3 separate regions of the Homo sapiens genome follow, and regions 1 and 3 are each linked to region 2. Evidence: chromatin contacts called from ENCODE Hi-C or POLR2A ChIA-PET data. All regions are on one chromosome and are shown on one strand. Each heading gives the region's core, a stretch centred on a gene start or an enhancer-like site at or near the end of the contact. The rest is flanking DNA. Distances are from core to core; before and after follow the strand shown. Region 1 holds the start of POLA2 (DNA polymerase alpha 2, accessory subunit). Region 2 holds the start of SF3B2 (splicing factor 3b subunit 2). Region 3 holds the start of ZNHIT2 (zinc finger HIT-type containing 2).

The links. A loop is a pair of places that touch in the nucleus more often than their neighbours do. ChIA-PET counts read pairs that join two places held with the same protein, here RNA polymerase II (POLR2A). Pooled maps may share reads with other maps.
Region 1: a pooled map shows a loop between it and region 2 (11-fold over the local background). The contact joins the promoter of POLA2 here to the promoter of SF3B2 in region 2. A Hi-C loop is called at or near these places in 7 of 50 pooled maps. POLR2A ChIA-PET finds 5 or more read pairs at or near these places in 2 of 52 experiments (K562 and naive thymus-derived CD4-positive, alpha-beta T cell).
Region 3: a pooled map shows a loop between it and region 2 (9-fold over the local background). The contact joins the promoter of ZNHIT2 here to the promoter of SF3B2 in region 2. A Hi-C loop is called at or near these places in 4 of 50 pooled maps.

The regions. Positions count from the first base shown.
Region 1 is chr11:65,260,401-65,263,281 of GRCh38, reverse strand. It overlaps POLA2 (DNA polymerase alpha 2, accessory subunit), which reads right to left and starts at 1,320. Exons shown (of 18, transcript NM_002689.4): 1 at 911-1,320. The coding sequence starts at 989. RefSeq lists enhancers at 409-1,294, 1,051-1,300, 1,295-2,182.
Region 2 is chr11:66,050,919-66,053,798 of GRCh38, reverse strand. It overlaps SF3B2 (splicing factor 3b subunit 2), which reads right to left and starts at 1,435. Exons shown (of 22, transcript NM_006842.3): 1 at 1,282-1,435; 2 at 1,080-1,126; 3 at 695-772. The coding sequence starts at 1,414. It overlaps SNORD13F (small nucleolar RNA, C/D box 13F), which reads right to left and starts at 655; the gene lies at 571-655. RefSeq lists enhancers at 1,228-1,397, 2,018-2,067, 1,886-2,437 and a silencer at 1,608-1,817.
Region 3 is chr11:65,116,120-65,119,031 of GRCh38, reverse strand. ZNHIT2 (zinc finger HIT-type containing 2) reads left to right here and starts at 1,331. Exons shown (of 1, transcript NM_014205.4): 1 at 1,331-2,629. The coding sequence starts at 1,379. The coding sequence ends at 2,590. It overlaps TM7SF2 (transmembrane 7 superfamily member 2), which reads right to left. Exons shown (of 10, transcript NM_003273.6): 10 at 2,802-2,912. RefSeq lists enhancers at 1,081-1,375, 1,368-1,911, 2,458-2,912.

The sequences.
Region 1 (2,881 bases), core at 71-2,570, 790 kb after region 2:
CACCACTGCACTCCAGCCTGGGTGATAAAACAAGACTGTCAAAAAAAAAAAAAAAAAAAAAGAGAGAGAGAGAAGGCACTGGGCATGAAGACTTGAAGTATTCTGGTTTCTGAAAGGAATTTCTCACCATAAATTAACGTTTCGTTATCTTTTTGTATATAAGAAGTTCAAAGTGTTGAGTGGTTAAGGCAGGTGCACATTCATACCGATTCTAGAACTTCCACATCTCCCAGGCTTTGCTTCAAATGACTCCTTACACTGCTCTACAGCTTGACCAACACGATGGACCCGTATGATGCAGCACGGGACTCCAAGGCAGGACACCTGGCTTCACAGACAGCTCAGGCAATTAGCTTTCCTTGTCTGTTTCTCCATCTGTAAAGCTCCCTAAAGCTCCTTCCACAGCTCAAATTCAATTTTAGGAACCTACCTCAAGGGATTCATATTTGCACAGACCACCAACAGCTATGATAAAATAACTGATGGATCAGCAGAGGTTTAAGGTGTAGGCTGGAAAGGGAGGAGCCAAGAATAAAAAGCTACATTTCAAAACCCCCACATCTGTTGCTTTGTTACCGGGGCTTCAACAATTTCCAAACTCAGGTGCCACCAGTGCCTAGTCTCTATCTAGCACATCCCAATTCCGCCTTTCGGGAACTTCGAGTTGGTTTAAAATCGTGCTGCATATTCCTATTTTTGATTTGGCATCCAAGCGGTACCCGGTGGGCATTTCAAAGTCCCCACATCCTAAATCTCAAAACTCAAGTTTGATTCTTCATCTCACAGCCACCGAGAACTCTGCTCCAGGGGAAGTGGAAATTGGAAGCGCTCCACTTTCGGTTCTAGGCGCCGAGGAACTCGGGCGAGAGCGTGGAGCACGGCTGCAGGGCGGGAGGGGTGCGGGACTCACATTTCTCAATTAGAGCCTCCTCGCAGTCTAGGCCGAAGATCTGCAGCTCCTCCGCCAGCTGCTGGGCGGATGCGGACATGGTCGCCCAAGCCAGGGGCCGGGGAGCCGGCCCACCCAGCTCCGACCTGCGCCCAAGAAGCCCACGGGGGTGGCGAGCGATGAGCTCCTCGCCCTCTTATCCTTCCCCCCTCCGCGGACCGTGACAGGAGGTGACTGGCCCAAGCAAGACCTCAGACCGTCAGAAGGCCCCGGCCGTCGGTCACAGAGAAATACTTTTTTTAAAAAATGAAGGGGTGGCTCCCAAACGCCCTGAATGGAGGGAGCAGAAATCTCGAGAGGACGCTCTCCTGGTGAGAACGTCCTGCTTCCCAAAAGCTACCGCTGAGCTTCTCAGTGACGGTGGCAGAACTGAGTGGCCGGAAAAACCCGCCAAATGGTTTGTGCAGTGCACGCATGCGCGAAACCGGGAGCCAACCCCAAACCTTCCCCTTGCTTTCCCCGGCTCATTCCGGAACCCCACGCGCGCACGCGCGGCCCAGGGCGCGTGCGCATCAGCGGGCGTGTGGGCGTCTCTACGCACGCGCCTGGCGGCCCGCCAGTCAGCAGCTGCGCAGTTCTCTCTCACGGCGCGAGAATGCCGGTTGTGACTCGCAACGCCCGGGAGTTGCCTACAAGGAAACTGAGTCTGTGTGCGGATGCCTGTTTTCTGGGCATCGGCTGCTCGATAAAACTCAGTGGCGCATGTTTGTCACCCTTTTGCCCTGTTCCGTGGTGCGCAGGCGTTGTCGTGCGCGTGCCTTCGACTATCTAAAACTTACTGTACCCCCTTCTCCATTCCCCTTGTCATCTCTGCCTGTTGTGCCCTTGGTTCATCCTAAAAGAATGGCTTCAGTAGGGAATCTGGTTGCCATGGTTATTATCGTGCTTATCACCGTGGTGCCAGCCACAGTGATGGGTATGTTTTCTGAATCTGGGGCATTTGGGGGGATATGAGGTGGGAAGGTGACGGATAATTTAGTTTTGGACACGTTAAGTTTGAGTGCCTCTGGGATTTCCAGGTAGAGATTCCCAGTGGGTGACTGGAGGCTTGGGAGTGAAGGTAGGTCACTCAAGGATAGAGTTTAGGGGTAAGATGAGAAGAGGGTTCTCCCCTTGAAATACACCGTAATTCTTTGAGCCAAAAATCTCAACCGTAGGCGTCATACAATGCTGGTGGGATGGTATAGAGCGTTTCGAGAAAACAATTTAGCAATATGTATCAGGAACCTTTAAAATGTCCATCCCAGGCCAGGTGCGGTCACTCACGCCTGTAATCCCAGCATTTGGGAGGCCGAGGCAGGCGGATCACTTTGTAGCAGGACGAGCCACAGACAAAACTCCTCAGACACCCGAGTTAAAGAAGGAAGGGGTTTATTCGGCTGGGGTCATCGGCAAGACTCCTGTCTCACCAGCCGAGCTCCCCGAATGAGCAATTCCTGTCCCTTTTAAGGGCTCACAACTCTAAGGGGGTGCGCCTGAGAGGGTCGTGATCAATTGAACAAGCAGGGGGTACGTGACTGGGGGCTGCATGCACCAGTAATTAGATCAGAACAAAACAGGATAGGGATTTTCACAGTGCTTTTCTATACAGTGTCTGTAATCTATAGATAACATAACTGATTAGGTCAGGGGTCCATCTTTACCAAGCCTAGGGTGTGAGGCCGGGCTGTCTGCTTGTGGATTTCATTTCTGCCTTTTAGTTTTACTTTTTCTTTCTTTGGAGGCAGAAATTGGGCGTAAGACAATATGAGGGGTGGTCTCCTCCCTTAACTTGAGCCCAGGAGTTCAAGATCGGCCTGGGCAACGTGGCGAAACCCCTTCTCTACAAAAAATTAGCGGGCGGTGGTGGCGGGTTCTTGTGATCTCAGCCACTCTGGGGGCTGAGGCTGGAGGAGCGCTTGAGTTCGGGAGGTCGAGGCTGAAGTGAGTCAT
Region 2 (2,880 bases), core at 186-2,685:
TGGTGGTTTGCTGCACCTATCAACCCACTGCCTAAGTATTAAGCCTGGCATGCATTAGCTATTTTTTCTGACACTCTCCCAGCCCCTCCCCCATCACCTCCCCCCTTTTTTTTTTAAAGAAGCAAAGTCTCATTCTGTCACCCAGGATGGAGTACATGGAGTACAGTGGCGCAACCAGAGCTCACTGCAGCCTCCAACCCCAGGGCTCCAGCAATCCTTGAGCCTCTTTATAGGGACTTTATAGGCGCGTGCCACCGTGCCCAGCTAATTTTTAAAATTTTTTGTAGTAACAGAGTCTCACTATGTTGCCCAGGCTGGTCTCGAACTCCTGGCTTCAAGCGATCGTCCCATCTAAGCATCCCGAAGTGGTGGGATTACAGGCATGCGCCACTGCACCCGGCCACAAGCTGCTTTTGGAGAAGCAGACAGTGGAAAAGGAGGCAAGTGTCAGCATCAAAGAGAGAACTGAAGAGCTCACAATTCTGTCATGGCAGTACCTCCCTGCCCAACAACTGCAAGTGAGAGGAAGGGCTACCCTGAACATATGGAATCTTTTTTTTTCCCCACTCAGGTCAGGCGAGTAATGTGCAAGGGTGTCACATCTCACACATGCACGTGAACACCCAATCATCATGCTCATGAACTACAAAAGGATCAGCAGATGGAATCTTAAAAAACAGAAGAATCTCCCTACCTGTGCCGACATGGGAGGTGGAGCGGCTTTGTCCCCATCTTCCCCTCTCAAAACCGGCCGATTCAGCACGATGCCAGTCTGCAAAAGAGAAAGGACTCTAGGTCAGTCCAAAACTAGCTGTTTCACTAAACGACGTTCGCTCCCAATTCATTCAACAAAACGTACCCAGTGCCTGTCTGCCAGCGCTCTGGCTGGGCACTGAAGAGGACCAAGATGGATACAAGAAATTACAACTAAGCTGGCAAAGGCAAGAACAAGCTAAAAAGGGCAAGCCTCCGCCTTGCTGTGCCGAGATAAAGAAAGAATGAAGACCGAGCCGTGATGGGGTATATAAGGTCTCCTGGAGAAGCTCGGCCTATCCTGACGTCCCGCCGCCAACACCTACCTGGCGGGTGTAGCTCTGCAGCCGCTCCACCAGCTCCTCGCGATTACCTGCAGGGCAAAGTACACGATCAATGGGGCAGGCCAGCCCGGCCAGGTCAGGCCCCAGCGGCCTGCCTCCGCCCCTCGCACCCGAGTCTCCCGGGTAACCAGGCTCCGCTTCTCCGCAGGCCCGTAAAGGCCCCTCGACTTCCTGTGTTCCTCACCCTGGATCGGAGCTCCGATCTCTGCCAACTTGGCCTGAAGCTCCTGGGCAGCCCAGGCGCCATAGTGGCCTGGAGGTGGCGGCGGCGGCAGCTGCAATTCTGCTTTGGGAGGCTCGGGATGCTCCGTCGCCATCTTAGCCGCAGGAAGGCGCGCGACCAACCCGGAAGCTGGGGCCAGCCTCAGGGCCCACTTGCCGGAACTTCCGGTGGCGCCGTATGCCACGTCCTCTCTGGTTGGGAGGCGACGCGCACTCAGGCACACCCGCTGCCGTGCGCTGGGCGACGGGATTCGCCGCAGACGCACCTTTCTCTAGTGGCCCCTCGGCGGTCTGGTCGCGAGGCCTCCTGGGAGTTGTAGTGCGCAGGTCTCGGTCTCTGCGGGCCCTGCGCGCCGCTACGGCCCCGAAGGCCGGCGGCGGGCCGGAGGGCGGGGCTGCGAGGAGGGCTGGCACTTCCCCGAGGGAGTGTTTTCTGCGCCTCACCTGCGGGAGCGAAGGCTCTCAAGCTTTCCGGCCCGGCCCTCCGGTCAGATCCTCGAACGCTTACGCTCCCAGGGAGTCCCGAGAGACTCATTTCCCCGGCGGCCCCGCGTTGCGGGCGCCAAGCGGGAGGCTGGAGCCGATGCCTGGGATAAAACAGTGTCTGATTGTCTGCCCGCCCACCCCCGGCCCAGGCCCGGATGAATGGGCTGAAAGGGGATCCAAGCCGGGAGAGCAGCAGGCCTGCCCGGGCTGAGCTCCAGCTGCCGACCTGGGGGAAGGGCGACTCTAAAGCCCCCTTTTCCACCTTCCAGGCCGGCTCAAATGTCGTCTTCTCCACTAAGCCTCCTCCCGCTTTCCTTTCCTTTCTTAGAGCTCCCATAATACGTTCGAATCTCCACCGTTTGTTAAGTCTTTCTTGCCCTTTCTTCCTACCTCTATCCCAAAAATGTGAGCAGGGACTTGATCATTTTCAGTCTCGCATCGCCTGGCGTTCAAGAGGCGCCCAATAAATGATTACTGGAAAAAAAGGAACAATGTTTCTGGTGAAAGCATTTGTGTCTTTTTTAGTCTCAAAAATAAACTCAGGCCCTTTTCCCTCAGCCGCACCTGCACTGGGGGCCCCACCTTGCCTCCCACTCCCCACCCCAACTCCCCTTGGCCTTTGGAGACAGAGGCAGAGACTGGCAGGGATTCTTGCCTGCCTAGCATCCACCTCTCCCTGTCCCACACCATCAATTCAGTTTCTCTCCCCACCTCTGCCACTAGCTCTGCCCTCTCACCAACAGCTAGCCTGTGTGTGTTTTTTATGTGTGTTGAGAAAGGGAGTGGGGAGACTCAAGTGAAATGGTCTCATTTTCCCCCTACACATCCCCTTCAGATCTTTTCTCCAGCTCCATTTTGCCAACTGCCCCCAGTGGAGAAGAAGCTGGGAACAGGGAAAAAAAAAGAATGGGGCACCAGGTCGGGGGAAGGTGAGGTTTGGGAGAGACAGGGAAAAGGACTGGGTTGAGAAAGGTTGGCTCACATCCTAGCACTGGGTGGGAAGTCCTCTTCCTCCTACCCAAACCTTGACCTTTCCCCTTTCCATCAATATCACTATGGGAGGCTCCTGCAGCCA
Region 3 (2,912 bases), core at 82-2,581, 930 kb after region 2:
ACCTGAGATGAACCAGTCAAGTGATCAGGTAGGGGAATATTTCAAGCCTAGAGGACTGTGTGAAGATGGGGAAGAGGTGATGTCTAGGGCTGGGGGCGGGCAGATCCTGCAAGGCCTTGTCAGCCATAGAGAGGAGTTTGGGTTTGAGTCCAAGTGCAATGGAGGGTCGCAGAAGGGTTTTGAGTAACAGATGGATCTCATCTGACTTGTGATCTAATTTCTCTGGCAGGTTTTTCTGGAGGGCTGGCAAGAAAGTTAGGAAAAACACTTAATGTGTTGTCATCCACATGAGGGGTCAGGAAGCTTAGACCACCAGTAGTAGCAGGGATGCAAAGAACACTCACAGTTTGGTTCATCACACCCCCCACTCCACCACAAGAGTGAGCTCTATTAGAACAGGGACCCCCGGCTCCCTTTGATGTGCATTGTGTTCTTGGCACCTAGAATGGGGCCTGCACTTAATAAGATGGATGAATAGTGGTATTTAATGAGAAGATACTTAATGAAAAGAAGAGGCAGTTTTGGAGGAAAAAAATCATAGGAGCTCAGATATTTCTTAAATGCTGCTTTCTATTTATCTTTTTGAGGTGGAGTTTCTCTCTGTGGCCCAGGCTCGCAGGCTGGAGAGCGGTGGCGCGATCTCGGCTAACTGCAGCCTCCACCTCCCGGGTTCAAGCGATTCCCCTGCCTCAGCCTCAGGAGTAGCTGGGACTACAAGCACCCGTCCCCCACGCCCGGCTAATTTTGTATTCTTAGTAGAGACGGGGTTTCTCCATGTTGGTCAGGCTGGTCTCAAACTCCTGACCTCAGGTCATCTGCCCGCCTCGGCCTCCCAAAATGCTGGGATTACCGGCGTGACCCACCGTACCTGGCCCTAACTGTCCTTTTATTTGTCTGTGTCCCCTAGTGCATTTTATTTGTCTGTGTCCAGCGCAGGGATGCATCGCCTCCCGTAGGCTTGGCACAATTAGTGGCCCAGAGTAGGTGCCTAGTAAAGATGGATTTATGCCACAGCACATTGTAGTGCTAAAAAGAGGGTTTTCTCTTTAGATGATCGGGCCACGTTTTGGTGTGACCACTAGGGGGAGACGTGGCACCGGCGAAGCGCTCGCCAGACCCATTTTTTCGCTCCTTGCGTCATCGCATAGGGCGGGGCTCGTACCTGACGCCCGGCTTCTGGGCCTGCTCTCGCCCTACTAGGGAAAGGGGTGGGGCTTGGCTTTCGGGCGTGGGCGGAAATTGCCGAGAATCCTCGGAAGCTTTGCGAAAACACAGCGCGCCGTCGGCCGCGCTGCGAACCGGAAGTAATCGAAGAAGCCCCGGAAGTTTCGAACTACCACCGGCGTGCGTTCGCAGGTAGATCGCGGTGCCAGTTGCCATGGAGCCGGCCGGGCCCTGTGGCTTCTGCCCGGCGGGGGAGGTCCAGCCAGCGCGTTACACCTGCCCTCGCTGTAATGCGCCCTACTGCTCGCTGCGCTGCTACCGGACGCATGGCACCTGCGCAGAAAACTTCTACCGTGACCAGGTGCTGGGAGAGCTCCGCGGTTGCAGCGCTCCTCCCAGCCGCCTAGCAAGCGCCCTACGCCGGCTGCGTCAGCAACGCGAGACCGAGGACGAGCCTGGGGAAGCAGGCCTCAGCTCCGGCCCGGCGCCCGGCGGCCTATCGGGACTCTGGGAGCGGCTGGCGCCGGGCGAAAAAGCTGCCTTCGAGCGGCTGCTGAGCCGCGGTGAGGCCGGGCGGCTGCTGCCTCCATGGCGGCCGTGGTGGTGGAACCGCGGAGCCGGACCGCAGCTTCTGGAGGAGCTGGATAATGCCCCGGGTAGTGACGCCGCGGAGCTGGAGCTCGCCCCTGCGAGGACCCCGCCGGATTCTGTGAAAGATGCCTCCGCCGCGGAGCCCGCGGCCGCCGAGCGGGTTCTTGGAGATGTCCCGGGGGCCTGCACGCCCGTCGTACCCACCCGCATCCCCGCGATAGTCAGCCTGAGCCGCGGCCCAGTCTCGCCGCTCGTGCGCTTCCAGCTGCCCAATGTGCTGTTCGCCTACGCGCATACTCTCGCCCTGTATCACGGCGGTGACGACGCGCTGCTCTCTGACTTCTGTGCCACACTGCTCGGCGTTTCCGGAGCCCTGGGTGCCCAGCAAGTCTTCGCCTCTGCGGAAGAAGCCCTGCAGGCGGCAGCCCACGTGCTGGAAGCAGGCGAGCACCCGCCGGGGCCCCTGGGCACACGAGGGGCTATGCACGAGGTCGCCCGCATCCTGCTGGGCGAGGGCCCGACCAACCAGAAAGGCTACACGCTGGCAGCACTGGGGGACCTGGCACAGACCCTGGGCCGTGCCCGGAAACAGGCCGTGGCTAGAGAAGAGCGAGATCATCTTTACCGGGCCCGGAAAAAGTGCCAGTTCCTCCTGGCCTGGACCAACGAAAATGAGGCGGCCCTCACACCCCTGGCCCTAGACTGCGCCAGGGCTCACCAAGCCCATGCTGTGGTAGCCGAGGAGGTGGCCGCCCTCACTGGGGAGCTGGAGCGGCTTTGGGGAGGCCCCGTGCCACCTGCCCCAAGAACTCTCATTGAGGAGCTCCCTAGCTGAACGGGTTACCCTGGTCATTAATAAAGCTGTGACTGGTCAGCCCTGTTGCTTGTTTCTGAGGGATAGCTATTGTCCCACCAGACCCCAGATTCCTGGGCCCACAAGCCACTGCTCAGCTTCTCCCTGATCAGTGCTGACCCAGCCAGTCCTAGGGGAGAGAAGTGCACCAAGGGTTCCCAGTGTTTATCCAAAGGAGGAAGAGCATCTCCGATTTTGGTCACTGGTTTCATTTTTTTCCTTGCTCTAAACCACCTCTTCTCTGAGGTTGTTCATCCTCAGGGCTGGGTGGGGTGCAAGCCCTTGAGTCCCAAGTGTGTCGAGG